Linked DNA regions of Homo sapiens: region 2 is linked to region 1. A link is an interaction called in ENCODE POLR2A ChIA-PET data of the cell type or tissue named here. Cell type or tissue: OCI-LY7. All regions are shown on one strand. Links, peaks and the distances in the headings refer to the core of each region. The heading gives the core; the rest is flanking DNA.

Evidence for each region. ChIA-PET counts read pairs that join two places held together with the same protein. Peaks named below come from ENCODE experiments on the same cell type or tissue, not always from the same donor. Only the 100,000 strongest peaks of a DNase experiment are listed, where the experiment ranks them.
Region 2: POLR2A ChIA-PET joins it to region 1 with 11 read pairs; 8 of 35 experiments call an interaction of 5 or more read pairs at or near these places.

Annotation. Positions count from the first base shown.
Region 1 is chr4:121,855,235-121,872,021 of GRCh38, reverse strand. BBS7 (Bardet-Biedl syndrome 7) reads left to right here and starts at 1,548. Exons shown (of 19, transcript NM_176824.3): 1 at 1,548-1,744; 2 at 3,976-4,041; 3 at 8,743-8,805; 4 at 10,343-10,518; 5 at 12,844-13,030; 6 at 16,461-16,533. The coding sequence starts at 1,709. BBS7-DT (BBS7 divergent transcript) reads right to left here and starts at 1,371. Exons shown (of 1, transcript NR_186650.1): 1 at 1-1,371. RefSeq lists an enhancer at 1,618-1,847. In OCI-LY7, for the core only: no CTCF peak of the experiment used is centred there; no DNase peak of the experiment used is centred there.
Region 2 is chr4:121,786,610-121,800,579 of GRCh38, reverse strand. No RefSeq gene overlaps it. Among named protein-coding and RNA genes, the nearest start is that of EXOSC9, 7.7 kb to the left of the region's middle. RefSeq lists enhancers at 1-68, 5,792-6,086, 11,618-11,667 and a silencer at 5,792-6,086. In OCI-LY7, for the core only: no CTCF peak of the experiment used is centred there; a DNase peak (open chromatin) is centred at 4,709.

The DNA of each region.
Region 1 (16,787 bases), core at 3,722-11,721:
TACAAGGAACTCAAACAAATCAGCTAGAAAAAAACAATCCCATCAAAAAGTGGGCAAAGGACATTTTTCAAAAGAAGATATACAAATAGCCAACAAACATGAAAAGATGCTCAACATCACTAAATCACCAGGGAAATGCAAATTAAAACCACAGTGAGATACCACCTTACTCCTGCAATAATGGCCATGAGGCAGGCGGATCACGAGGTCAGGAGTTCGAGACCAGCCTGGCCAACATGGCAAAACCCTGTTTCTACTAAAAATACAAAAATCAGCCAGGCGTGGTGGCGGGCACCTGTAATCCCAGCTACTCGGGAGGCTGAGGCAGGAGAATCACTTGAACCCGGGAGCCGGAGGTTGCAGTGAGCCGAGATAGTGCCATTGCACTCCAGACTGGGGGACAAGAGCAAGACTCTGTCTCAAAAAAAAAAAAATAAACATAAAAAATAAAATTTAGAAAATATACGTTGGTGTCGATATGGTGAAAAGGGAACACTTTTGCACTGCTTGGGGGATGTAAATTAATACCACCACTATGGAAAACAGTATAAAGTTTCCTTAAATAAATAAATAAAGGTGGAGCTACCATTCAATCCAGCAATCCCACTACTGGGTATCTACCCAAAGGAAAAAGACACATATACACGCATGTTTATAGCAGCATAAGTCGCAATTGCAAAGATATGGGGCCAACCTAAGTGCCCATTGACTAACGAGTGGATAAAGAAAATGTAGTATATATACACCATTGAATACTACTCAGCCATAAAAAGGAACGAAATAATATCTTTTGGCAGCAACTTGGATGGAACTGGAGGCCATTATTCTAAGTGAAGTAACTTAGGAATAGAAAACCAAATACTGCATGTTCAGTTATGAGGATGCAAAGACATACAGAGCGATATAATGGATTCTGGGAACTCCAGGTAGGGAGGAGATTGGGAGCGGGGTGAGGGATAAAATACTACATATTGGGTACAGTGTACACTGGTGGGTGACGGGTACACTAAAATCTCGGAATTCGCCACTCAAGAGCTCATCCATGTAACCAAAACCCGCCTGTACACCCAAAACTATTGAAATAAAAAAAACATTAAAAATGAGAGAAAACCCACAAAAAGCAAATGGTCTTTGTGCTCCTCAACGGTTTTTAAGAGTCTTGTAAATAAGTCCTAAGGCCAAAAGTCTAAGAACCGCTGCTGTAAGCTAGCACCTATAACGGTGGAACCTAATTCTTTGTAGGACCCTTTCCAATGTCAGAGTGAAATCGGTCAGAATCTAGCAGGCTTATCTAGTTTTTTCTACAGCGATAAGGAAAGAAGTCCAGTATTAGCCCTGGGCCGCGGTGAGGGTGGAGCCAAGACTGCGTCTGGGGTCTCTGTGGAAACCGCCCTGTATGGGTCTCCCGGACCTCGCCTCTTTTGTTCCTCTCCGCCTCTGATTGGAACACGCTGTCAGTGGGCGGTGCTTCGGGAAAGGGGCGGGCCTTCATCTTCTTCCAGGAGCCCCTCGCAGCAGCGTACTGACGTCACGCAGGACGCCACTGCCCTGTCGCCCCGCCTGTGCAGCCCAGGACCTAGGCGCGGTAGCTGGGGCTGGCTTTTGAGGGGCGCGGGCAGCCTTCTGACTGGGTCGGAGGCCTGCGGGCCCGAAGCCTCTGTCCCTCCTGTTCTTGTCCGGCGCTGCTTAGCCCCTCCGCGTAGTCATCATGGATCTGATTTTAAACCGAATGGATTATCTGCAGGTAAACCCAAGGGATAGGGCGGGCGCCGCGCTGGGCAAGCCCAGCACCCGGAGAGGATTCCTTCCTTCCACTGACGAAAGTCTCGGTCGCCAGGAGCTGGTGCGGAGGCGAAGGAGCCGGGCTGGGTGCCGACCTCTCAGCACCCCGCCTTTGGGCAGCTCCCTTTCGTCTGTGACGGTCCGAGGGGACCGGGGAAAAGCGGCACAAGCCCCCACGGTACTGGCTTCTGCCGGGTCCTGAGGATGCTCTGAAAATGTGACACTGTCTCATCCCGGATTCCCCCCAGGGCCCTTCTCCTCCTCCCTAGCCGTGGCTGCCTGAGGGCCTCTAATCCTCAATCTCCATCTCTACCCGGACCCTTTTGCGGAGCACCAGGCACTTGTTTCTTACTGTGAGCTGTACCGCACCAGGCAGATCATGGTAAAAGCAATGAAAACCGGGCCGGGGGCAGTGGCTCACGCCTGTTATCCCAGCACTTTGGGAGGCCGAGGCGGGCGGATCACCTAAGGTCAGCAGTTCGAGACCAGCCTAGCCTACATGGTTAAACCTCTTCTCTACAAAAAGTACAAAAATTAGCCCGGTGTGGTGGCGGGCGCCTGTAATCCCAGGTACTCGGGAGGTTAAGGCAGGAGAATCGCTTGAACTCGGGAGGCGGAGGCTGCAGTGAGCTGACATCATGCCACTGCACTCCAGCTGGGGCGACAGAGCGAGACTGTCTCGAAAGGGGGAAAAAAAGCAATGACAACAGTTTAATGTGCATCTAGCTTATTCTAAGAATTTAGCATACCTACCAACATATTTAATCCTCATAAGAATTTGCAAAGTAGACAATATTATAAATGAGGATCTAAGGGGTTAGAGAAGGCAAGTAATTTGCTTAATAGCTAAAAATTAGGGAGTGGCTATTTGAATCAAAGTCTCGGACTCCAGAACTGGTGTATTTTTGTTACACTACACTGCCTTTCAGAATTTCTTTCAGACCTAAAATTCTCTCTACCCCAATTCCTCATCATATTTTTAGGCCACCTCATTTTAGTTAATGGTACAAATGTTTGCCCAGTCAATTTTCTAGGGGTTTATGCTATGTACTTCCATATCCAACTGGTCACCACATCTTACTGCTTTTAACTCCCAAATATCTCTTGAATCTGTCCCATATCTTCCATCTCTATTACCCTCATTTGGGTTCTCATCTTCTCTTGCTTGAATAATTGAAATAACCTCCAAATTGGGCTCCTGAACTCCAGCTTCATCTCCCTCCAAGCCATCCTTCACATCACTTGCTAGATTGATGTTTCAGAAATACAAATCTAAGCAGATGACTTTAATACAATTTTCTGGAATGCAGAATAAAGTCATTTATACTATATGAACGTTTTATCATGATGTGTTGTTTTCACCAATTCCTCTCCCATTGGTCCCATCCTCTTCTCCTAACTATACACCAGCAGTGACAGTTCCCTGCTGCTTTCATCCTCTGTATTTTTTTGTAAAATAATCTTCACCTGTTAGATTGGATGTTATGGCCATTATCATATTTGGTATTTTAGCATAAATCTTCTTTTTTTTTTTTTTTTTTTTTTTTTTTTTTTTGAAACAGGGTCTTGTTCTGTCACGCAGCCAGTCTGGAGTACAGTGGCATGATCATGACTCACCACAGCCTCAAATTCCTGGACTCAAGTTATCCTCCTGCCTCAGCCTTCCAAGTAGTTGGGCCTGCAGGCATGCACCACCATGCCTAGCTAATTTTTTATTTTTTGTAGAGACAGAGTCTCCCTGTGTTGCCTAGATGGTGTTGAACACCTGGGCTCAAGTGATCCTCCCACTTCAGCCTCCCAAAGTGCTGAGATTACAGGCATGAGCCACTGCATGTGGTCTTCCGTTGCATTTTTAATAACTATAATCTATTTTCAAAGTTCTTGAATCACTTTGCTGAACAACTGTATGCAGTTGGAAAAGAAGGCTTCTAGAGATATTTTTTAGTAAAGCATCTTGCCAGTCATCTTACACAACTATTTTTGGCTTGACAACTTTATAGGATAAATTTTACTATTTTGGTTGTTTCCTATATGTATTCTGACTAATATGACATATCTCATTAGAAAATAAATTAATTACTGATAATAGTTATATCACTAATTTCAGTTTAACAAAAAGGTTCACTATAACTTATTTTAATCTCTGTAATAACTTCAAATTAAATTCACTAGGCATCTGGTGTTTTTCTTTAGGTGGGAGTAACATCTCAGAAGACTATGAAGCTAATTCCTGCCTCAAGACACAGAGCTACACAAAAGGTACTGTATAGATTCTGATTTCTCCACTATTCCCTAGCAGTGACAGAGGAGAGGCTCCTATTTCCTTCTTTATTATTAAGTTATTCTCTTAAAAATGCTAATGTTAAAATGGAAATGAATTTTTTAATTTGAACAGAAACTGGAATACCAAGGGACATTTATAGACAATAATTTTCTTGGACATTAAAATTATTATATACCATTAGTAAACAGTGTAGGCAAACTTAAAAACCATACTCCATTTTTTCTGTGTGTCAGATGTGTATATGAAAAAAGAAATATAAAGCAGAATAAGGTATCAAGAAAATGTTCTCTTTAAACTTTCTCATATTTTAAAGTCATTAAATATTTTGATGTTAAACTGTACTTAACTAACAATATTGATTATGTTTAAAGAAATGTTGATCCTATGATTTCCACAAAACAATTATAGTTTCTTAGTAGACTAGCCAAATATTTTAATAGCTGCAAAAAAATACTTTATCCTGATATATAAACATTTTAGCAAGATGAATCAACAATTACACATAGTACTAGAAGTCCTAGCCAGAGCAATTATACAAGAAAAAGAAATAAAGTGCATCCAGATTGGAAAGGAGAGTCAAATTATCTCTGTTTGCCGATGACATGATCCTATATATAGAAAAACCTAAAGACTCTACCAAAAAACTCTTAGAACTGACAAATGAATTCAGTAAAGTTGCAGGATACAAAATTAATATACTGAAATTAGTAGTGTTTCTATACACAACAAACTAGCTGAAAAAGAAATCAAGAACACAATCCCAATTATAATAGATAAAAGATAAAATACTTAGGAATAAATTAACCAAGGAAATGAAAGACCTCTATAAAAAAAACTATAAAACACTGATGAAAGAAATTAAAGAGGATACCAACAAATGGAAAAACATCCCATGTTCATGGATTGGAAGAATTAATTTTGTTAAAATAACAATACAACCCAAAGCAATCTACAGATTCAATGCAATCTCTATCGAAATACCAATGTCATTTTTCACAGGAAGAGAAAAAAAATCTTAAAATTTGTATGGAACCACAAAGACCCCAAATAGCCAAAACAATCCTGAGTAAAAGGAACAAAGCTGGGGCATTACACTACCAGATCTCAAAATATACTACAAAGCTGTAGTAACCAAAACAGCATAATACTGGCATAAAAACACAGAGACACAGAGAACATAAAATGGAATAGAGAACTCAGAAATTAATCCACATATCTACAACCAACTGATTTTTGACAAAAGAGCCAAGAACAGCCCCTGGGGAAAGGACAGCCTCTTCAATAAATGGTGCTGGGAAAACTGAATATTCATATGCAGAAGGATGAAACCAAGACCCCCACCTCTCACCCCATATAAAAATGAACACAAAATGGATCAGAGACCTAAATGTGGCCAGGTGTGGTGGCTCACACTTGTAATCCCTGCAGTTTGGGAGGCCAAGGCGAGTGGATCACTTGAGGTCAGGAGTTCAAGACCAGCCTGGCCAACATGGTGAAACCCTATCTCTACTAGAAATACAAAAAAATTAGCTTGTCATTGTGGCAGGCACCTGTAATCCCAGCTACTCAGGAGAGGAAGACTCCATCTCAAAAAAACAAAACAAAACAAAACAAAAAACAAAAAAAGACCTAAATGTTAATGCTTTAGGACATTGGTCTGGGAAAATAGTTAATGAATAAGACCTCAAAAACACAAACAACAAAAGCAAAAATAAACAAGTGGGATCATATCAAACCAAAAAGCTTCTACACAGGAAAGGAAACAATCAACAAGAGTGAAAAGACAATCTATAGAATGGGATTTAAAATATTTGCAAACTACTCATCCAACAAGGAATTAATATCCAGAATATACAAGGAACTCAAACATACCAATAGCAAACAAACAAGCAATCTGATTAAAAAGTGGGCAAATGATCTAAACATTTCTCAGAAGAATACATACAAATGACCAAAAAAACATGAAAAAATACTTAACATCATTAATCATCAGGAAAATGGCAAATCAAACCACAATGAAGTATCATCTTACCCCAGTTAGAATGGCTGTTATCAAAAAGACAAGAAAACAAAAAACCAAAAAACAACAAATACTGGCAAGAATGTGGAGAAAGGAAACTCTTCTGTGCCATTGGTGGGATAGTACATCCACTATAGTGAACAGTATGTAGGATTTTTCAAAAACTACAAATAGGGCGACCATATGATTTAGCAACCCCACTGCTGGGAATTTACCCAAAGGAAAGGAAATCATCATATCAAAGAGACAACTGCAGCCTCATGTTTTATTGCAGCACTGTTCACAATAGCCAAGATATGGAATCAGCCTGGGTGTTTAACAACAGATGAATGTATAAAAAAAAGTGGTATATATACACAATGGAATACTATTCAGCAATAAAAAATAATGAAATCCTGGCCAGGCATGGTGACTCACGCCTGTAATCCCAGCACTTTGGGAGGCTGAGGCGGGCGGATCACCTGAGGTCAGCAGTTGGAGACCAGCCTGGCCAACATGGTGAAACCCCATCTGTACTAAAAATACAAAAATTAGCCAGGCACGATGGCAGGCATCTGTAATTCCAGCTACTTGGGGGGCTGACATGGGAGAATCGCTTGAACCCAGGAGGCAGAGGTTGCAGTGAGCTGAGATGGCACCTTTGCACTCCAGCCTGGCCGACAAGGGCAAAACTCTGTCTCAAAAAAAAAAAAAAGAGAGAGAAGAATGAAATCCTATCATTTGCAGTAACATGGATGGAACTGGAGGACATTATGTTTAGTGAAATAAGCCAGGAACAGAAAGTTGAACACCACATGTTCTCATTAATATGTGGAAGCTAAAAAAAGTTGGTCACGTTAAAGTAAAAAGTAGGACAGAGAATACTAGAGGCTGCAAAGGGTAGAGGGAAGGGAGGGATAGGGAGATATTTATTAAAGGATATAAAATTATAGCTAGATAGGAAGAAAAAACTCAAGTAGTCTATACCACTATAGGATGACTATAGTTAACAATATATAGTTTCAAATAGCTAAAAAGAAGGTATTGACTGATCCTAACCCAGAGAAATGATCAGTATTTTAGATGATGGATATGCTAATTATCCCAGTGTGATCAGTATATGTTATATGTATTGAAACATTGCTATGTACCCCACGAATATGTACAATTGTTGTCAATTAAAAAATAAATGAATAAAATAAAAAAGATAAACCAACAGATTTCTGATTGTCATTTACTGTATTAAGTCTACTAGATTAGCACTTCTCAAAATTTTTGGTCTCAGCACCCCTTTACACAATTAAATGATTGAGGATCCCAAAGAACATTTGTTTATGTAAGTTGTATGTATCAATACTTACTATATTAAAATGAAAACTAAGAAATGCTTAAACTATTTTATTTTAAAAAAATTATTACATGTTTACATAACATGTCTTTATGAAAAATAACTATTTTTCAAAACAAAGAATTTAGTGAGTATAGTGTCATTATGTTATACTTTTTGCAACTTGTTTAATGTCCTGGCATAAGCATACACACATAGATTTTCATATTTGTTTACTGCATTCAATCTGCTGTGCTATGTTGTTTTGGCTGAAATATTTGAAGAAAATCCAGCTTACACAGATACATAGCTGGAAATAAGGAGGGGTATTTAAATAGCTTTTTCAGATGATTGTGACTCTCTGTTTGATACTATGCCTAAACTTGATAAGTAGTAGTTTCTTAAATCAGAGCTCCCAGAGTTTTTTAGCACCAGGAACCAGTTTCGTGGAAGACAGTTTTTCCACCAATGGGGCTGGGATTGTTTTGGGATGAAACTGTGTTCTACCTCAGATCATCAGGCATTAGTTAGATTCTCATAAGGAGCATACAACCATGCGCAGTTCACAATAGGGTTTGTGCTTCTATGAGAATCTAATGACGCTGCTGATCTGACGGGAGGCGGAGCTCAGTCTGTAAATGATCACTTTCCCGCTGCTCACCTCCTGCTGTGTGGCCTGGTACCCAGCAGGCCACGTACTGGAACTGGTCTAAGGTTGTTTGATATCTACTTTTGAGGAAGAAGTGTTAAAATGTCCCTCTATATTTATTTCAAAACAATTCATTGTCTACATGTTGGTAATTGTTGAAACTAGGTGATAGGCACATGATAATTCATTATAATATTTTGTGTACATTTTCATACATTAAAATTTTTCTTTTAAAAAAGGTGTTTAAAATTATTAAATATGTCAGTCACAACTTTATTTGATAATCTGTTTTAAAAGTTAATCTTAAAATGTTCTTATGCTCCAGTTATGAAAAAAAAATTACTTTGTAGGCATTTCTGTCCATAACTGTTGTCTGGCAGTATACCTTCGTAACAACCTGCATGTGGACTCCCAGAACCTACAATAAAAGTTGAAAAAAAGCAAAACAAAATATATTGTGTTGTCCTATTAACATTATAGGAACAAAATCTATGGCCAATTACTTTTCTAATGACTCTCCATATCCTTCTCTTTTGGCTCTTGTTCTTTTGAGGATTATTTTTTGTGGGGGTGTCTTTCCTAGATTTTCTGATCTCTATTAAGTCAGTATTTATAAATTAAGAATCTTGCTTTCCCTGTATATAATTATTAGGTCATAATATTAATAATAGTAATTTTAGATTATCTTCCATCTATTACAGGTGGTTATTGGAGATCATGATGGGGTAGTTATGTGCTTTGGCATGAAGAAAGGAGAAGCAGCAGTAAGTATAGCTTTGTGAAGGGGAAAAATGGTTTTCTAAAAGAGAATGCACTATTTATTGAATAATACTAGGTTAAAAATTTCCTAAAATACAGGTAATGGAAAATGGGTTCTGAGGTAAGTAGTTATGTGAGATATGAGTCTGCGGGTAGCACAAAAGTAATTTGCTAGCTAGTTGTAAGGCACCTTTGGCATCCTGTGGTCGTGGGTTACTTTTCTATGCTGTGTAATATATTACCCCAAATTTAGGGCCTTAACACAACACACATTTATTATCTAACAGTTTCTGTAGCACAGGAGTTTGTGCTCAAGGTTTCACACAGCTGCAATTTAGATGTCAGCTGAGCTGTGTTCCTTTCTAGAGTGTGGGGTCTTATTCCAAGCTCATGTGGTTGTTTGCAGAATTCAGTTCCTTGCTATTATAGGACTGAGGTCCCCACTTTATTAACATCTGTAAACCAGGGGCTGCTCTCAATTCCTTGAGGTCTCTGCAATTTCTTGCTCTGTGGTTCTCTTACAGTCCTTCTCACAACATGGTAATCTAATTCATCAAAGCCAGCAGGAAATTTCTGTAGTCTGCTAAGAAAGAATCTTATGTAGCATAATGTAATCATGGAAGCAACTAACCCACAACCTTTTCCACTTAATTTAACCTAATCAAGGAAGTTATTACTATTACATTATCATATTTACAGATCATAATTAGAAACTTAGAATGATGAGTCTGAGATGTGAATTCTAGTATTCATTATATATTATATGGAATTTCCAGAAAGATGAAGAGAATAAAAACTACCAGAAACTCAGTGTTTCCATTATTCATATTCTCCCAGATATCTTATTCTCTGTATATAAAGTCATGGGGAGGAAGTGGAGGAGAAGAAGCTGGTGCAAATAATAAAATGGAAAATAACCACAAAAAAATTAATGAAATGAATATTGTTTTCAGTTAAATAGATATATGATTATAGGTATTAAGTCATACATTCACATTTTCAGTAAATTCTATAGTCCTTTAACTATTAAAATTTATAAAAATTGTAAAGAAGCCAGGAAAGATTAGTTTTAAAAGATGATTGAAGTGTAAAAACATGTTCATTGGACCTCATTAAAGAATTTGCCAAATGGACTTCCCTGTTCGTAGGAGTATTGTTAATCCAATGCCTCTAAAACTTCAGTAGGCATAGGAACCAGCTGGGGAATCTTGTTAAAATACAGATTCTCATTCAGTTGATCTGCTGCATTTTAAATAAATTTAGTGATGCTAACATTGCTGCTTAGTGAACTGTACTTTGAATTACAAGGATTTAGATTTCAATGACATCATTCAAATATGTGTGGGAATATATATTTAAAAGTTAAGTATAGCAAAAAACCTGAAGACCTGCTGAAGTATATAGATTATTATCTAAAATTATTTCTATATAGTGGAACTATAATATTTTGCAAATTTAACATCATAACATTTTCTATTGTAAAGGAAAAAATGCTCACAATAAAGTAATTTGTGTACTTTTTTCCTGAATGATTTTTTTCAGGCAGTGTTCAAGACTTTACCCGGGCCGAAGATTGCAAGGCTGGAACTGGGAGGGGTTATCAACACACCTCAGGAGAAAATTTTTATTGCTGCAGCATCTGAGATTAGAGGCTTCACAAAAAGAGGAAAACAGTTCCTCTCCTTTGAAACAAACCTCACTGAAAGCATTAAAGCTATGTATGTCTTTTGTTCTCTTTTGTATTTTTACATACTTATTTATAATATTTTGGATAGATGTGAGGCAACTAAGTATCATATCTTAATAGGCTTTCTGGAAAATAAAATTAACTAAAGGTATTTTATTAGTCAGAAACTAAATTTGACCTACAATCAATATTAAATTGGTTGTTGAAATTTTTTTAAAGAACTTTATAGTATTTATACAATCATTTTTGACAACTTGGTTCAGTTTGATTCATGATCAAGGTATCAAAAAAATTGAAAATAAATCTAGATATTTAGCTTTATGTTCCTTGGCTATTTTTGATAGTTCTGGTTTTCAGGTAGCATCATTATGTTAAAAGGCTGGCTGTCAAAGTTAGTGATTACCAATAGGGTATAATTTCAGGTATATCAGGTAAGACTCTAAGTGAAATATAGCTCCCTAAATGGCTGCCTGATATGTGAGATTTTGCAATTCAGATTTGAGTTTTTGAATCACAGGGAGCTGAAAAGGGCTTTAAAATTCATCTAATTCATTATTTCTTATATTTGCTACTTAGAAGAATCCCTTGGGCCACTTAAACAATTCCTTGTCCTACCTCATACCTGCCGAATCAAAATAACCAGGAGTAGGTTTTATTTTTATTTTTTAAGTTCTTCCTTTGAATCTAGTGCAGCCAAGTTATATAATCAGCCAGACTCTTAGGCTAGAAACAACTGATTCAGCCCAAAGTTTTGTATAATGCACAGCACATCTCCTGATGTTTGGGATGTAAAACATTGGCTTGGTGAAATTAGATTAAAATTAAACCATGATAAGTGGAAATATGTAATTTCAAATGGTTTAACAAGAATAGTAACACTTTTGAAATACACTTGTATATAGACATGGCCAATGATAATTATGGAATACTGAAAGTAATGTGTTAATAGCATAACTCTACATTCGGACAGTTATATGGATAGTAGTGTGAGAAAGATAGAGAGTTTCTCAGTAACAGTCTCTTCAAGTGGTTTCTTAAATGTTTTTACTAGAGTGGCAAAGATGGGATAGAAAAGTTCTTTACTCAATTTTTGAAAATTGATTGTCTGAATCCCCACATTTGTAAGGTTTTATAGGAAAACAAAAGTTATAACTTGAAGATATTCAGTAAGGAAACTGACCACTTAACATTAGTCACCACATATCCTTTCCTGCTTAATGTTGCCATGTATCCCCACTCATGTCAACAATAGAGATTGCTAAATAGTACTTTGGCCAATATAATGCAAATATAATACAGATTGGTTTCAAAATGGAATTTAAAATTTTGAAAAACATAGAGAATTTCATGAAATTGATAAAAATAGTAAGAGGACTATTCAATCATATGCAGAGCCACAAAGTGAGGCCACTTAATAACTGAAGAATAGAAAATCAGGGAGGATTATTATAGGATAAGCTCTTCAGAGAATAATTTTAATATAAAATTTTTTAATAGAACTTGGAGGTAGAGGAATACATGAAACATTCAAATAAAATTACCCTCTTTATGATAAATATGGTAATAACAACCTAGAAGTGAAAAATATATCACACTTAAATATAATTTTTGTCAAGACATTTTAGCTCACCCAAGTGAAAACTCAGTTCAGTCTAAGAATTAGAATATAGTTATGACTATTGACTAAATTTTGTTAAATGTAATATGAAATAAACTTGTTTTCATTTCTTTTTTCAAGATAAAGTTCTAATGAAATCTTTTTTTTTCTGCTGTTTATCATTTAGTTTGAGGTAGAATCACTTAAAATAGACTTTTTCAGGCAATTTAGTGTGGTAGTAAGAAAGCTAACTCGAGCAAAAAACTGAGTTGCAGTCTAATCTACTACTTAATACTTAGGTGCCATTAGGCAAGTTATTTTACATTTTATTATTCACCTGTAAAAGGAATAATAATGGTCCTTATTTTATAGAGTTATGATGATTAATTGATCTAATACATAAAAATCACTTAAGATAGTGCTTGGCACATAGTACACAAAGAAGTCATTTTTTGATGTATTAATTGTCTTTGGATATAGACAGTTAAATTATCATTATCTTGTCTTTGTTTTCCATTTTTCTGAGCTCAGTTTTTATTGAGAAGCCCGAGGCCTTAACATCCTCATTTTCAGCTTTCAAAATCAAAAACAGTGTTATACCAAAAATACTAGGAATTAACTAGGAGAAAGTTTTAAAAACTGTGTTCTCTAAGTCTATAATAAAATGTTAGTAAACTGTATACATTTTTCTGTTTTTATCTCTGAAAAAAATTCAGTACCTGTGCTTATTTTTAAAAATTACTATTTTAATGTTCTCAGGCACATATCTGGCTCAGACCTCTTTCTCAGTGCAAGTTACATCTATAACCATTATTGTGACTGCAAAGACCAACATTATTACCTTTCTGGGGATAAAATCAATGATGTGATCTGCCTTCCAGTGGAAAGATTATCTCGTATCACACCTGTATTGGCCTGCCAGGACAGAGTGCTCAGAGTTTTACAGGTTGCTGTTATTTGTATTTTTCTAATTTTTTATATTATGTGAAAGAATATCAATGAACATTATGTACTTGAGATAAATTAGTGGTTACTGTTTTAAGGGCTTTTATAAACATGTGGAAACAATTTTTAAATAATTTGACATATTAATTTTTTTAACTTGAGTCAAATGTGTTGTTTTGTAAGTTTTTAAGAGAAGCATATTTGGAAGAAAAAGGATTTTTTTTGCCTCACCATACACAATTTCTGAGCTATTATCAGAATGGAGTACTTTGACTACAGAGAACCTTTACCTGCCTTTTTGTTTTGTTTTCTTCTTCCATCACCTTTATCTTCCCCAAAAATCAAATTAAAGGAAGAAATTGGGTTGGAGGGAGGATGTTATATAACTTGAGTTTATCCAGTGTTTATGGAAGTATATGGAATAAGCACTCAGTAAATATATGTTGGATAAGTAAATGAGTGATAGAGGGAAAATTCATTTTGATGTCCTTATATTTCTGGTAAAAACCACGATTGGCTAAAACAACTGCTTCAGGTCATTGTTATGAGTAATAATAGTTACCACTATATCTTCTTGAGAGTGACTTTCAATAAAATATATGCACACACACACACACACACACTCTATAGGATGCTTAAAATAATGTTTAAAGGTAAATAGCATGTAACAGTTAGATGAACTGTATCAGAAACAGGCTGATATAGTTGGTGCAGTTGATGAAAAAGTTGAGCTGTGAAGTCCATGCCACCACAGGCTATCTCACTCTTTGGAATTCCATAGTCAGATGGCCATTTCTTGGCATCAGCCCTTTTGTAAAAGGAAAAATCCAGTGAGTCTATGAGGTTTTTACCCCCCAGGGACAAAGTAATGTTAAAGGTTCATTTTAGGCCAGGCATGGTGGCTCACACCTGTAATTCCAGCACTTTTGGAGGCTGAGACGGGAAGATCATTTGAGGCCAGGAGTTTGAGACCAGCCTGGCCAACATGGTGAAACCCTGTCTCTACTAAAAATACAAAATTAGCTGGGTGCAGTAGCACACACCTGTAATCCCAGTTACTCAGGAGGCTGAAGCACAAGAATCACTCGAACCCAGGAGGCGGAGGTTGCGGTGAGCTGAAATTGCATCACTGCACTCCAGCCTGGGCAACAGAGGGAGACTCCATCTCAAAAAAAAAAAAAAAAGAAAAGAAAAAAGGTTCATTTTAGAGTTATGAATGATTAATTTCCCCCATAGCCTATGCTTTTAAATATGAATTGTTTTGAACAAGGCTTTTAACAGGAGCTGTTTAGCATTCAATTAGAAATTGACTGAATTCTAGGATTCTGCTTTGACAAGAGATCCATATGCTTATTATTTTTAAAATAATTACTAAAGATCTGTAGAAAATAAAGTTGAAGTCTTTCCCTCTGCACCGCATGCTTTTTTCTCACTCCCCGTCTATCTCTGTGAATAATCCATTACTCCAGAGGTTGCCTCTTTTTAACAGTTTTGTGTATATTCTTTTGTGTTTATATAGTTACGTGTAGATATCTGTAAATTTTAATATGATATTTTAAATAAAAGATAAAACAGGCTGGGCACAGCGGCTCAGGCCTATTACCCCAGCACTTTGGGAGGCCGAGGTTGGAGGATCACTTGACTCCAGGAATTCAAGACCAGCCTGGGCAACATAGCGAGACCCCCATCTCTTAAAAAAAATTTAGCTGGGCATGGTGGTGCATGCCAGTAGTCCCAGCTACTCAGGAAGCTGAGGTGGGAACATCATTTGAGCCCAGAAGGTCGAGGCTGCGGTAAGCTATGATCACACCACTGCACTGCACTCCAGCCTGGATGACAGAGTCAGATCCTGGCTCAAAAAAAAAAAAAAAGATAAAGCATATGGCTTTCTTACGTTTTCTAAATAAACATTAAACTTTTTTTAGTCCTGATGTGGTGGCTCACGCCTGTAATCCCAGCACTGTGGGAGGCTGAGGCAGATGGATCACCTGAGGTCAGGAGTTCAAGACCAGTCTGGCCAACATGGTGAAACTTTGTCTCTACTAAAAATACAAAACTTAGCCAGGCATGGTGGCCTGCACCTGTAATCCAGCTACTCGGGCAGCTGAGACAGGAGAATCACTTAAACCCGGAAGGTGGAGGTTGCAGCGAGCTGAGGTCACAGCATTGCATTTCAGCCTGGGCAACAAAGCAAGATTCCATCTCAAAAAAAAAAAAACATTAAAACAAAAATGTCATACCATATTAACTATAATTTTGCAAATTGTGTTTTCTTTTTTTTTTGAGATGGAGTCTTGCTCTGTCGCCCAGGCTGGAGTAGTGGTGCAATCTTGGCTCACTGCGACCTCTGCTTCCCGGGTTCAAGCAATTCTCCTCCTTTAGCCTCCTGAGTAGCTGGGATTACAGGCATGCACCACCACACCTGGCTAATTTTGTATTTTTAGTAGAGACGGTTTCACCATGTTGGTCAGGCTGGTCTTGAACTCCTGACCTGATGATCCACCCGTCTTGGCCTCCGGAAGTGCTGGGATTACAGGCATAAGCCACCACACCCCATTTTGCAAATTTTGTATTCATTGAATTATAGATCATGGATATTTTTTCCATGTGAGTATAAGTACTTCTAACTCATTCTTTAACAGCATCACAAATACTGTGCCCAAAATGACAAGCATTACAAGTAGCAAAATTGAAAAACTGATAAATATATAAGGACCTAACTTGTTTTTTTATCTAAGTAGCAGGTCATTCAGCCTCTGACTGGAGCAGATTTTGGGAATACCCAAAGGCAAGGCCAAAATTTTCCTTAGGAAGTAACTTTGTGTCTGTTAAAATATTTGGATGTATTCCAAGTTAAAGACTTCCAGTTAACCTAGAGAGGGCAGAGGGAATAATTTGTTCCTAGAGACTTGATAGGAAAATCTGCCAGTGTCAAGTTTTCAGGCAAACAATGTATTTAAAATGTATTAAAGGTAGAGAATATTTTAAATGTTTTCTTCTTGGTCTTTACATTTTATATATATATATATACACACATATATATGTACATATACATATACACATGTACATGTACACATATATACATATATACACATACATGTATGTACATATATGTACATATACATATATACACATACATGTGCATATATGTATACATATGTGTATATATGTATACATGTGTGTACATATCTGTATATATACGTATATATGTATACATTTATACGTATATATGTGTATATATGTTGTTTTCAAATCAGTTGATATATGCAAAATTGCTAACAAATGCAAGTTGTATTCGTAACCTAATTTTTAAAGCAATTTTATTCTAGGTGTTACTAAGAGTACTGTATTTGAATATTGATGTTATTCATGAATGCCTCTATTATTTTCAGTTTGTATTCTGTTTCAGTTTTTAAATACTTCTCCTTCAGGGATCTGATGTGATGTATGCAGTTGAAGTTCCTGGACCCCCTACTGTCTTAGCACTACACAATGGAAATGGCGGTAATCAGGATTTTATTTTTCACAAATCAACTATGTGTTTTAATAGTAAGTGAAAATGGGAAATTGTAGAAAGGACATAAACTAGAATTGAGACAGTTGTCTTTCTGGTAACTTGCCAGTAACTAACAGCACGAGTTATTGAACTTTTAATTCTCCGTTTTTTTCTTTTTTGGGGGGCTGGGGGGCAGGGTCTCACTCTGTCTCCCAGGCTGGCGTGCAGTGGTACAATCTCAGCTCACCACGGCCTCGACCTC
Region 2 (13,970 bases), core at 981-8,980, 69 kb after region 1:
CACATTACTCACCGGCAAAAAAAAAACAAAAACAAAAACAAAGCAGGGGAAGTGAGAAACCTATTTATTCTGAGGAATAAAAATGAGTTAATATATACATAAAATGTTTAGAACAGTGCCTGGCATGGAATAAGCACTATTTAAGTGTTTGCATATTATTATTTTGTTTCCTTTTGCTTTAGAGGTGGTAGGCACTGTAACTCCTACGCAGTCTTTCTCTGGCTTCTTTGGTAGCTTCTCACAAGTTTTTTCTACCAGTGATACATTTTAGTCTCACTTTGTACCACTTGCAATCCATGTACTCAATAAATACTTGAAGAGGGCCTACTCTGTCCAAGAATAATTTAAGTGCTGGAGAAACAGGGTAGACAAGATCCTTTCAAGGAATTTATATTCTTTTTGGAAAAGGCAAAAAACCCTAAACAAATAGAACAATTTCATACAGTGTTAAGTGCTCTCTGAGAATAGGAATGCTATCTTAATAGGGGTAGTTGCAGGAACAGGTGACTTTGTAGCGGTGACATTAAAGTAAAGTAAATCTTTGGTGTTGAGCAGGAGCACCCTTGATGCCATCTGGAGAGGAAAAGTGTTTCAAGCAGAAAGAGTAACATATGCAAAAACTGAGATGAGATGAGCTCCACATGGTCTGGAGAGAGAAATTGTGAAGAAGGAGGAAAGTGGACAGAAATGATTAATTTTCAAAATCGGCAAGGGGATTACAGGGTACTAACCACTTAAGTTCTTTAGCAACATGAATTCATTTTTATAGTACAGTTTCATACCAGAACTCCTGGTTGATAAGTTCTTCATTTAAATCCTTGAGTTCTTTCAGTGGCCATTTGGTAATTTTTCCCTTCAGCGATGAAATAGACCTTTGTTGAAATAGCCTGTTATTTACTGCAAGGCAGCTTGGTAATGGAAAGAGAATGGACTTTGGCTTCAGATAAAGTTCAGCTCAAATGAACTTGGAGTGAGCTAAATATTCTTTCTGATTTGGGGGTTCTGTATCTTCAGATTGGAAATAACAATTATTCTGTGTTAAGTGGTCTGAATGAAAGCATCTGATGAAACATTTTGGACATGATAGCTATTCAAATGTTAGTTTCCTCCTTTCTTGTTGGGTTGGCAAAGGCTTCCCATGAAACTGCCCAAACTCAGCATGACAGATTGCTTTTCTGAAACTGCTGCTTGATTACTTTGCTTTCCTTCCACTTTTGTTGAATTTCCACTGTTCTTTTCTACTTTCACTTTTATATTCTAATTTAAACACTCTTGCTTTTGTCTTTTTATTTTCGAGTTAATCCAAAGGTGTATGACCCATCTCCACTTACATCTACATACCATCCTAAAATATATGTACTTTACAACCTTGTGTTTATAAGAAATTTTTGAATGCCAAAGGAAAATTTGTTTCATGATTTCAGGGAAAAATAAGTTTGGAAGGTTAAGAAGAGGTTCAGATAATGTGTCAGGTAATGTGATACATTCTATTATTTTTTTTTTCTTTTTTGAGAGAGTCTCACTCTGTCACCCAGGCTGGAGTGCAGTGGCATGATCTTGGCTCACTGCAACCTCCACCTCCCAGGTTAAAGTAATTCTCCTGCCTCAGCCTCCCAAGTAGCTGGGACTACAGGCATGCACCACAACGCCTGGCTAATTTTTGTATTTTTAGTAGAGATGGGGTTTCACCATGTTGGTCCGGCTGGTTTCAAACTCCTGATTTCAGGTGATTCGCCCACCTTGGCCTCCCAAAGTGCTGGGATTACAGGAGTGAGCCACCGCACCTGGCCTCACCTTCTGTTCTTAAAAGAAGAATCAGTTGGAATCAGCATATTAATCTGGATGATCTGTCTAAAAATAACCTAGTTCTCAACAAACTATTTGAGTGTGCATTCTCTTTATTGAACATCAGTTGCTTTGTCTGACCAGCAGCCTTCTATTTCTTGGAGAAATGCCCTTTCCTGACCCCATGCGATTCTAGTGAGCCAATACATTTGAGTTGGTCTTTGTAAAAGTGTGTCCGAAGGAATTCTAGTACATTTCTACTAGAGTATAAAGTCTATGTCTTCTTCACCTTTGTAGCACCCACTGAGACTGGTAGTGTACCTTGTGAATCAAAGGATGAATGGCCTACTTAGCACATCTGGTGAAAGAATTAATGGGTGGAGGCCAGGTGCGGTGGCTCACGCCTGTAATCCCAGCACTTTAGGAGGCCAAAGCAGCCAGATCACTTGAGGTCAGGAGTTTGAGACCAGCCTGGCCAACATGGTGAAACCCCCGTCTCCACTAAAAATACAAAAATTAGCTGGGCATGGTGGCACACACCTGTAATCGCAGCTACTCAGGAGGCTGAGGCTGGAGAATCGCTTGAACCCAAAAGATGGAGGTTGCAGTGAACTGAGATTGTACCACTGCACTCCAGCCTGAACAATAGAGCAAGAATCCATCTCAAAAATAAAAAAAGGCTGGGCACAGTGGCTCATGCCTGTAATCTCAGTACTTTGGGAGGTCAAGGTGGGCAGATCACTTGAGTTCAGGAGTTCGAGACCAGCCTGACCAACATGGTGAAACCCTGTCTCTACTAAAAATACAAAAATTAGCCAGGCATGGTGGCCCACACCTGTAATCCCAGCTACTCGGGAGGCTGAGGCTGGAGAATCACTTGAACCTGGGAGGCAGAGGTTGCAGTGAGCTGAGATTGTGCCACTGCACTCCAGCCTGGATGACAGAGTGAGACTCCATCTCAAAAAAAAGAAAAAAATGGGTGGATGAGTGAACAAATGAAAGCTTACCATTTTATTTACCATATATCTGCTGTACAATTTGTCTGTATAGAATTTGGTGTACCAAAAGTTATCCTGGAAGGGTATAATATGAAATATTAAAAATGGTTATCTCTGAGTGATAGGATTTTGGGAAAAGGTTTTTATTTCATTTTGCTATTTTTTCTTTATGAACTTTCCAAATCTTCTGTAAGGCATGTGAATAGCTTTTATTATCAGAAAAAGTAAAAAGTAAAAAGGTGTTATGTTTTCTTTTTATTGTTTGGCCATACTTAGCTAATTTTTTTATTTAAGGGAATTTTGACTTTCAACTACATTTTAACAAAGACATTTGTTTTGTTTTTTTTCAAGATTCAAACGGGAAACCACTTATCAGTTAATATGTTGAAAAGATTTTATGTATTGACAACTGAATATGTCAAATATAGTGCAGGCCTGGCGCGGTGGCTCACGCCTGTAATCCTAGCACTTTGGGAGGCTGAGGCGAGTGGATCACAAGGTCAGGAGATTGAGACCATCCTGGCTAACATGGTGAAATCCCATCTCTACTAAAAATACGAAAAAAATTAGCCGGGCGTAGTGGCAGGTGCCTGTAGTCCCAGCTACTCAGGATGCTGAGGCAGGAGAATGGCGTGAACCCGGGAGGCGGAGCTTGCAGTGAGCCGAGATCGCGCCACTGCACTCCAGCCTCGGCTACAGAGTGAGACTTCGTCTCAAAAAAAAAAAATGTAGTGCAAATTTCCCTCGCATATGTTTTATGGGAATTATAGATTTTTAAGTCCATTAGATTATCCAGTCCATCTCTAGCTTCCTTGGATATTGAAAAGAGCTTTTCCTTTGACTCTGATTATATCATTTGTTATGTCCAGGAAGCTATATTATTATTATTAAGGCTTTACAATGTATTTAGAGGAATAAAAAATTATCCATTTTCAGCTTATCAAAAATACAACAAATTAGAAGATAATTCAGGGAAGGGACATTTTCATTTCACTTAGATTATGCATATGGCTCTATCTTGGACACATCACTGATGCCCTTGGATTTGTTCTCATCTATTAAAAGAAGATTCATGCTCATCGATAGAAATCTGTAGGAAATTATATTGTTTAATGTCTAAGCAATAAATATGATCTAGAAAAGTTGTCACTTAGTTTTCTACAAATAAAATAAGTGGAATTTGCTATTGTGAATTAAACTAATTGTCATGTAAATAACTTATAGTGTTGTATAGTAAGCAAAACAATGGCCTCTTTTAAAGATTTCCACATTCCAATCTCTGGAAACTGTGAATATGTTGCCTTATATGGCAAAAGTTATTTTGCAGCAGTGATTAAGTTATGGGTTTTCAAATGGGGAGGTTATCCTGGATTAGCTGGGTGAGCCCAAGAAGGAGGCAGGAGAGAGAGACCTGGAAATTTGCATTTTTAACTGGCTCTCTGGTGATGCTGATGCTGCTGGGCAGTGGATCACATTTAAAAGTGGCAAGAGTTTGGATAAAGATGATTTCTGTTCAGTAGACCTTTTGGAATTTATAAATAGGAAGAGTTTAGGATCAGTAATCTGGCCGAAAGGGACTGAAGAACTCAGAAGGCTGCATTTGCTTGGTAATCACACTGCGTTTACTTAGAATGAGAGTTTATTTGGATGGATTGAGGGTGATAGAGGTTATGAGAGAGGAACTAAACAGGCTAGCAAGCTGTGTTTTGTTTTTCTCTCAAAGAGTTTTAACAATATTTGAATCCTTTTGGCAGGGCATATGTTGAAGGCCAAAAGAATGAGGGTCATGATCAACTCAGCATACAACTGAAGGCTATATGAGTAAACAGCAAACTGTTTCTCATGAAAGCAGGATGTTGGCAAACTGACAAACTGCATCTGCCGCCCAGAAGGAATGCTGAGGGGAGTCACAACCCAGGCACAGGTGTTTCTTGTGGTTAGGCACATGTGAAGCCTGTTAGCAATAACGTGAACCTGTGATCAATCAAGCAGCTGACCAATTGTTACCTCCTTCTCCCTGCTCTTTCTACCCGATAAATACGAAGGGCTGCAGAAGCTCAGGGGCTGCTGCCTTTGCTCACTAGAAGCAAGGAGCCCTCTTCTTTTTCCCCTGGTCCCTTCCTTTAAAACAGTTTCTTTTGTTTTAAGTTTTCATTTCTGCATGCGTCCGTTTTCGTTCAGTCTCGTAATGACAGTCTCAAGTAGTGACAGTAGTAAGTCTTGTAATGACAGTCTCAAGTAGTAACAGTAGTAACTGTTGTAGTGACAGTCTCAAATAGTAATGTTTTGTTTTTTGTTTTTTGTTTTTTGTTTTAAGATGGGAGTCTCACTCTGTCACCCAGGCTGGAGTGCAGTGGTGTGATCTCGGCTCACTGCAACCTCCACCTCCTGGCTCAAGCAATTCTCCTGCCTCAGCCTCCCAGGTAGCTGGGACTACAGGCATGTGTCACCAAGCCCAGCTAATTTATTGTATTTTTGGTAGAGATGGGGTTTTGCCATGTTGGCCAGGCTGGTCTCCAACTTCTGACTTCAAATGATCCGCCCACCTCGGCCTCCCAAAGTGTTGGGATTACAGGCATGAGCCACTGTGCCCAGCCCCCTCCAGGTGATTCTTATAAACGTTAAAGTTGGAGAAGCCCTGATCTAAATTTCTAGGAGAGAGATATATATCCAATCTTATCTAGCTCTAGGATTCCCTGTCTGTTTTGTGCAAAATGTGAGGGGAGGTGTCCTCCACTCCCCTGTTCCCATAAGGCAGTGCTAACTGCCTGCTTACAGATTTCCAGAGTTAGGTGGAATTCCTGCTATGTGCTAGGCAGTGTGATTGGTGCCAGCAAAGTTCAATAGGAGGTACTTCCCTACAATGTTTGCTAACTTGCTGTTCACTCACTTTGTGGAAGGAGTGCTTTCAGTGACAATCTAATCTTGAGGCATATTTTAACATCATGATTTTATAAACTCATAGACAATTTTAAGAACAATTTCAGGTTAAGAGAAAAATTGAGCGGAAAGTACACGAAGTCTCCATACACTTTTCCCCCACATACACAACCTCGTCCACCCATCAACAGCCCTCATCAGTGTGGTCCATCTGTTACAGTGAACCAGTATTCGTTATCTGTCTTTTACAGATGCCTATGTTACAAGGTACAGACAGATTGAGTAATCTGTCCAAGTTTGCACAGCTAGTAAGCCACAGAACTAGGATTCATACCCAGACAGCCTGACTCCAGAGACTGTACTCTGTGCTGCTTCTTGTAAATGGGAATTCATTTCTATGGCAAGTGTATTCTCTTCACTCTTAACACCAAACCAGGTTATTGCCTTTCTCTCTGTGAGGATCTTAACTTTCCTCATTTAATTACTTTGCCATCTGATATCCATATAGAGAATAAAGCTGCTATTATTAGATTATCCAAACTCAATTTCTCATGCTTTAACTTGACACACAATTAGAAGTATAATGATGAAGTAGGGCTCATTAATGCAAAGAGACATATGAAGTCTGACTACAATTCCAAAGCTAGCATACAGGCAAGAGTGAGGTTGATATTGAGCTTTTATCACAAGCAATAGGAGGAGTTCTACATGCAAAAGTGGCCCTGGTTCTTGATGGATAGGCTCTTACAGAATACGTTATTTGTACTATGTTGGCCGCTCTCCATTAGCCCAACTCCCAGGGATGCTGTACCCATACCATTGATCAACTCCTTATTCAAATAAATGACTTAAGAGGAAAAGTTTCTATTTTGTATCTCTTCGCTCTTACCCTGCTTGCTTCTTCCTAAAGTTGTCTAACAAGGAAGGCTTAGGCTGTTTCAGAGGCAGCAGCTTCAGCAGAAATGGGAGAACACCAGACGATGCTGACTCTCCCATGAGGTGACCATGGACAGCCTAGGCTGGACTGTGGTATCATGTAGGCACGTTTCTTTTCTTTATCTTTTTTTTTTTAGACATGGGTCTCACTATGTTGCCCAGGTTAGTTTAACTCCTGGCCTCAAGTGATCATCTCAGCTCGGCCTCCTGAGTTACTGGGATTACAGGTGTGAGCTACTGTGCCTGGCTGAAGCGTACATTTCTCTAGCAAGCAATATAATATTATTTTGAGATAGTATTTCAGTGGTAACAGGCCCCTAAGATGGCCCCCAGTGATTCATACCTCCTGATATTTAGGGCCTTATGTGATCCCCTCCCCTTGAATGACTTACTTGTAATCAACAGAATACCTCAACATTAAGGGGATGACACTTCTGTTATTGGATTATAAGAAAATATAACTTCGATCATGCTAGCGGACTCCCTCTCTTGCTGGATTTGATAAAGCAAGTTTCCATGTCAGGGGGCCCACATGACAAGGAACTGAGGGTGTTCTGCAGCCAGTTGCCAGGTAAATATTTGGGACCTAAATCTATATCTCAAAGGGAATTGAAGCCTGACAACAGTCACAGAAGTGAGCTTGTTGAGCTTCCTATGCTGAGCTTTTAGATGAGACTTTAGCCCTCGCTGACATCTTGATTGTAGCTTTAAGAGGGACCCTTAAGCAAACCCTGTTAATGTATGCCTGGGTTCCTGACTCACAGAAACCATGAGATAATAAGTGTATGCTGCTTTAGGCTGCTAAGAAGCAAAAGATGACTAATGCAACTTTGAGCACAAACTCTTCTCAGGTGAGCATTACTTATGAATCTCGTAATTCACTAGACTACTCTCACCTTGATGATAGTATAAATAAAATCCCCATTTGCCTTTTTTTTTTTTCAACATTTGAGGTTATCAAGATGTTGCTAACACCAAGTATGGTGGTGTGCACTTATAATCCCAGCTACTCATGAGGCTGAGGCAAGAGGATTGCTTGAGCCCAGGAGTTCAAGACCAGCTTGGGCAACATGGCAAAACCCTGTCCCCACAAAAAATACAAAAATTGGCCGGGTGTGGTGGCACACACCTATAGTCCCAGTTACTTGGGAGATTGAGGTGGGAGGATCACCTGAGCCTGGGAGGTTGAAGCTGCAGTGAGCCGTGACCATGCCGCTGCATTCCAGCCTGGGTGACGGAGTGAGACCCTTTCTCAAAAAAAAAAAAGTTTGATAATGGGAGTTTCCCTTAATTTTTGTTTCTAGTATTACTAATAAAAATTAGGTTTGTAAGAAGTAAAAATTTATAAGAATTCAGTCATTTATATAAGTATTCTTTGCGAACCTACTATGTGCCAGGCTCTATTTTAAGCACTGGGATAATGTAAACAAAATAGAACAGGTCACTTGGAGCCTATATTATAGAGACAGGTAGACAAAAAAGTAATAAACAAACTATCAGTAGTGCCTGGTAATGAGAGGTGATACAAAGAAAAGTAAAGCCCGGTGAGAGAGAGTGGCCAAGAAGTTACTGTGAAGTAATGTAATCAGGAGAGAGGCCTCTTTGATGAGGGGGCATTTGAGGAAACCTGAAAATGTGAGGAGTCAATAATTAAGTAAATGGCCCGGGCACAGTGGCTCATGCCTATAATTACAGAACTCTGGGAGGTTCAAGCTATTCTCCTGCTCAGCCTCCCGAATAGCTGGGATTACAGGCATGCACCACCATGCCCAGCTAATTTTGTATTTTTACTAGAGATGGGGTTTCTCCATATTGGTCAGGCTGGTCTCTAACTCCCGACCTCAGGTGATCTGCCTGCCTTGGCCTCCCAAAGTGCTGGGATTACAGGTGAGAGCCACTGCACCTGGCCATGATGTACCTTTTAAAATAGGAGAGGTATAGCCTTCAAAGTTGCAAGCCCAATGTTCTAAGTAACTTTCCTGGCCTCTAGGAAAGTTTCGGCATATAGACCCAGAAATAGCTTCCCAGACACATTAGGTCTTTTGCATATCTGGATACATTATTAAAGTAAAAGTAGAAAGAAGTGGATGTCAAATGTTTTTTTGAAAGCCAAAAATGTCACACTTTTTAAATGCCATTTCTGATGTGGTTCAGGGCATGGGCTTTGGCATCAGACAGCCTTGGGCTTAGATCTTTGCTGGGGAAACTGTGATGTCTTCGACACATGATCTTACTTACCTCTTGTCTTAAGCAGCTCGTGCTGCTATATAATAAAATACCACAAAGTGGGTGGCTTATGCAACAAAAATTTATTTCTCATAGTTGTGGTAGCTGGAAAGTCCAAGATCAAGGCACTGGTTTGCGGAGGGCAACTTTCTTGCTATATTCTCAGACGGTGAAGAGACAGCCTCGCTCTTGTGTCTCTTTTTAGAAGGGTACCCCTAAGACCTAATTACTTCCTAAATGCACCACCTCCAAATACCATCATATTGGGGATTATTAGGGGATTATTTTGAGAGAAACACAAACATTGGGATTATTAGGGGATTATTTTGAGAGAAACACAAACATTGTCAATAGCACCTCCTGAAAATGGAATTGTTACAGCTGATGCTCATAGAACAATTATTACATGCCAGACACTGTACTAAGATGTTTGCATTTATTAATTTAATCTTCACAATTCCCTTACACTCCACTTTACAGATGAGCAAAATGAGGCAGAGATTAAATTACTTTCTCAAGGTCACATGGCCATTTAAGTGACAAGGTCAGGATCTGAATGCAGGCTATCTGGTTCCAAGTCTGTGTGCTTAAGTCACATGCTGCTGCCTCTTGATGATAACAATTTCTACCTCATAGATAAGCACTCAGCACAGTGTGAGACATGAGGCAAGCCCTCAATAAATATATGTTGAATGAGTGACTTTGCAAAGTCATAGTAAATTATAACATAGCCAATAGAATATTTGTATACTCTGTTATGGCTAAATAACTCAAGTTTTCATCTTTTTAGGCTCTCTGGTGTGTATGATAGCAGCTTGGCAAATCTATTTTCCAAAAATAACCCTATTTTGATAGGACCATTATATTCTCTAGTAAAATTCGATTGTGCTGAGCCCATGCTGATGCCTAATCGTCACCTCTTACATTTCTAAATGATTACAGACTATCTGATCACCTGTTTTAGAATTTTGTCTGCAATCAGTATAAAGCTCTTCATTCTTTTTCTTTCTGTCTTTCTTTCTTTCTTTAACAGCCTCACTTGACTATTTTTTGTTTTTGTTTGCAAAGAAAGAGGTTTAATCATTGGGCTGGCCCAACTAGGAGATAGGAGGAAACCTCACATCCATCCCCTTAGTGAGTTTGGGCTTGGGTTTTTAAAGGTTTGAGAGTGGGCGGAAGTGAAGAGATCATTGATTGGTTGAAGAGTTCATGGTGGAGACATGGGGCAGGGAGATGAAGAAGCTTAGTCTCATGTTGATTCTGTTACTCTGTGCAGGTCTTTAATCTGATTGGCATCAGCTGTTTTGCTGAATGCAGGATCTCTCTTCATTCTATTTAGTGTACAGTATTTGCCTTCTTTGCATTTTTTGGAATTTAGGGGAACTTCTGGTTCTCTTCAGGATCAAAATTGGGTATACTTCGTTAGTGATGAAGACCATCAGAAATTTCCCACATAATGTTAATTTTTTATTAAAGCAATGAGATAACTATATTGTACTTGGAGAGCATTTGAATTCTACAGCTAGCAACTGGCTCCTATTTCAGGCCATAACTCCGTATCAAATTGTGGGTCTGATCCAACATAAAATGAGATTACTCATCTGTCAGAGGAAAAGCTCCAACAGGAAAATTTAGGTAGGATGTGAGTCATATAATGTGACATTCTTCTGCCCTGCAAATAAATCCTATTTAACTAAACCATATGTTTTAAAGGAGTTTAAAAAATGAAAATGTAAAAATGTTCATATATCTAACCCCTTGAAATTATGTCTTTCATACATTTGAATTTCTCAGAGTTATACTTGGACTTTGAGAATAAGTCAGTCATTTTCTTTGTGGCAAGCTTTTCCTACTGCATTTTTTCTTTAATAAATAATTTGTGATCATTTAAACATAGCAAAGAAATTGAGCTATGTGTACTTTTGTTGTTGTTATTGTTTTATCTAGATGGTATTGCCTGAGTCAAAAGTTGGTAGTAAAAGTTCTGAAATGTTGAAATGTATAGTCCATGATCTCCCTTCTTAAAATTTCTAGGAGTCAATTGAATTCTTAGGAGATGAGAATTAAACTTCATGACTTCAGTGGTCAAGTTAGCATTTTATCTCTGCAGTTTACTTTTAAAATAATGATAACTTGCTTCTATTGGGAAGTTTCAGTTCAACAGCTAGAATTTGCCAGATGCAGTGGCTCACACATGTAATCTCAGCACTGTGGGAGGCTGACGGGGGAGGATGGCCTGAGCCCAGGAATTGGAGACCACCCTGGACAACATAGCAAGACCTTGTCTTTACCAAAAAAAAACTGAAAGGAGGGAAGGAAGGAAGGAAGGAAGGAAGAAAAGAAGGAAGGAAGACAGGCCTGGTGTGGTGGCATGCACCTGTGGTCCTACCTATTTTGGAGGCTGAGGTGGGGGGGATCCCTTGAGCCCAGGAGTTTGAGGCTGCAGGAAGCCATGATTGCATCAAAACCAACAACAATAATAAGAAAAACCAAAACAAACAAACAAACAAACAACCCCCCCCCCCCAAACCCAAAACAAAAAGCCCCAGCTAGAATCAGGGTACTACTGAGATGGATTCAGTTTTGGTCACAGAACTTTCGAGTTGTACCCTACCCCTTGTTTCTTTTCTCTTTTTGCTTTTGGTATGCTGAGGGCTACAGATGAGTCACAAAGAAACTGCAAAAGATGGAGGTGGTAGGAGAAAAAAACAAGCGAGACCAGACCTTGTTGTCTCTTAGGGGAACATTAGCCTCTTATCTGAGGGTTTAAAGTGTGTGAGTATGTGTATGTATGTGTAAGTGTCTCTGTGTGTGTTTGTGGAATCTAGATAGACCTACATCTCCTTGTTAAAACTAATAAATATTGAGTCTCTTAATTTTCTGTATCATTTAATATCATCTGTCTTCTTGAAATACTGTTTTTTCTTGACTTTAGTGTTCTTCTCAAAGTACCTTTTCCTCTTGACTTCAGTGACTTGTTATACTTCTGTTTTTTCTACCTCTTTGGATATTCCTTTTCAGTTCCTTTTGGGGATTCCTCTTTTTCAGTTCATCTCTTAAGTGCCAGTGTTTCATGGGATTCTGTCCTAGAAAATGTCTCCTTTTATACACTCTCTTTAGTTTTCCACTTCCATGGTTTCAATTACCAGCAATATGCTGATGACATCTAAATCTATTGTACCAGCCCAGACCTCTTCTCTGGGCTCTCAGTGTCTCCAGATGTTCCAGGGACATTTCAAATTCACTGTGTCCACAGCCGAACTCTATCTTTCTTCTAAACTTGTTCTTCCTTGTGTTCCCTTGAGTGAATGGCAATACCCCAGTAGCCAGTAAACCAGAGTATCATTCTTGATTCCTCCGTCACCACACCCACTCCTTCTCATAAATCACCAAGTCCAGCTGAGTCCACCTACTAAACACTTAACCCATATGTTTTATCCAATTTCATTGTCACTACCATAACTCAGGTCACTATCATCTTTTTCCTAAATTATTGTATCAGCCTCCGACTTAACTGCCTAGCCTCCAGTGTTGCCCTCGAACAGTTCATTTTCCACATCTTGTATGATGCTTCTAAAACACAAGGTATGGTAGCTTGTGTCTGCAGTCCCATCCACTGGGGAGACAGGTGGGAGAATCACTTGAGCCTGGAGTCTGAGGCTGCAGTGAGCTGTGATTGCACCACTGCACTCCAGCCTCGGCAACAGAGTGAGACTTCATACCCCAAAAAGAAAACAAAACACAAATCTAACAATGCTGCTTTACATATAGCCCTCCCATGGCTTCCCATTGCTTTTAAGATACATTCCAAACCCTGTGCCATGGTTTACAATGCCTTTTCTCATCTAGTTCCTGTCTGTTTCCTCAGACCCATCTTTAAAAACTTTCCTGTTCATCTAATCTTAAACTTTACTGAATTATTTTAAATTACTCAGAAGTACCAAGTTCTCTCTTAACTTCAGCCATTTGCGTTGGGGTTACCTGCCTGAAAGACTTTCCCTGACATTTTATGCTGGCAAACTCCTAAGCATTCTTCAGGTTGCATCTCAGAGAAAGCAAAAAGCCTTTCCTGAAACCACAGACCCGGTTAAACCCCCGCTCTGTGCTCCTGAAGATTTGATACTTCCTCCATCTTTGCATTTATGGCATGGATTAAAGTGGTCTGTTTGCCTGGCTGTGTCTCCCATTAAGTTCTGTTGTAGTCACTTTTTAATCCACACTGCCTGGGCCTCAAATATGGAAGGAGCTTAGTAAATATTGAATGAGTGAATGAATGAATGAATGAATGAGAGAAGAGTGGGAAAAGGATGAAGATGGAAACATGTTTACCTGGAGCCACAAGCCTAAATGGTACTGCCTAGCAAGAGTAATCTTCATAGCCACCTTTGCATTCTTTCCATGTTCCAGGCACTGTTCAAAGCAACTCCCATACATTTAATTTTCCCAACAACCAGAACTAGATGAGGATTCTGATGCTTAGATAAATAAGGTAACTTGCCAAAGTCAGGCATTTATTAGTTTGATGCTTTCTCTTCTTTAGTGGGGAAGCTATGCATGTTTAGGACATCTAACAAGATAGACTACTAGTCATATGTCGCATATAGGTAAGACCAACGTGATTATAACAGACTTCCAGTGTAAGCCTTCAGGTTCTCTGAAACTAACAAATAAATACATTAAATCATTAAATTAGAAAATATTGTATTTAAAATAAATATACATCTTTGTTATGGGAAAATTGTTTTCAATTTTTTTTTTTCCAGATAGGGTCTCACTCTACCCAGGCTGGAGTGCAGTGGTGCAATCACGACTCACTGCATGCAGCCTTGACCTCCTGGGCTCCAGCGATCCTCCCACTTCAGCCTCTTGAGTAGCTTGGACTACAGGGGTGCACCACCATGCCCCACTAATTTTTAAAATTTTCTGTACAGACAAGGTGTTCCTATGTTGTCCAGGCTGGTCTCCTGAGCTCAAGCAATCTTCCTGCCTGGGCCTCCCAAAGTGCTGGGATTACTCAGGTGTGAGCCATGGCACCTGGCTAGAGAAAACTGTTAAACAGGATTAATTACTCTACAGAACCTTTAGTTGACATTATATAAATGAAATGTGGAACATTTCAATGAAACTACCTTCTTTTCTTTAAAA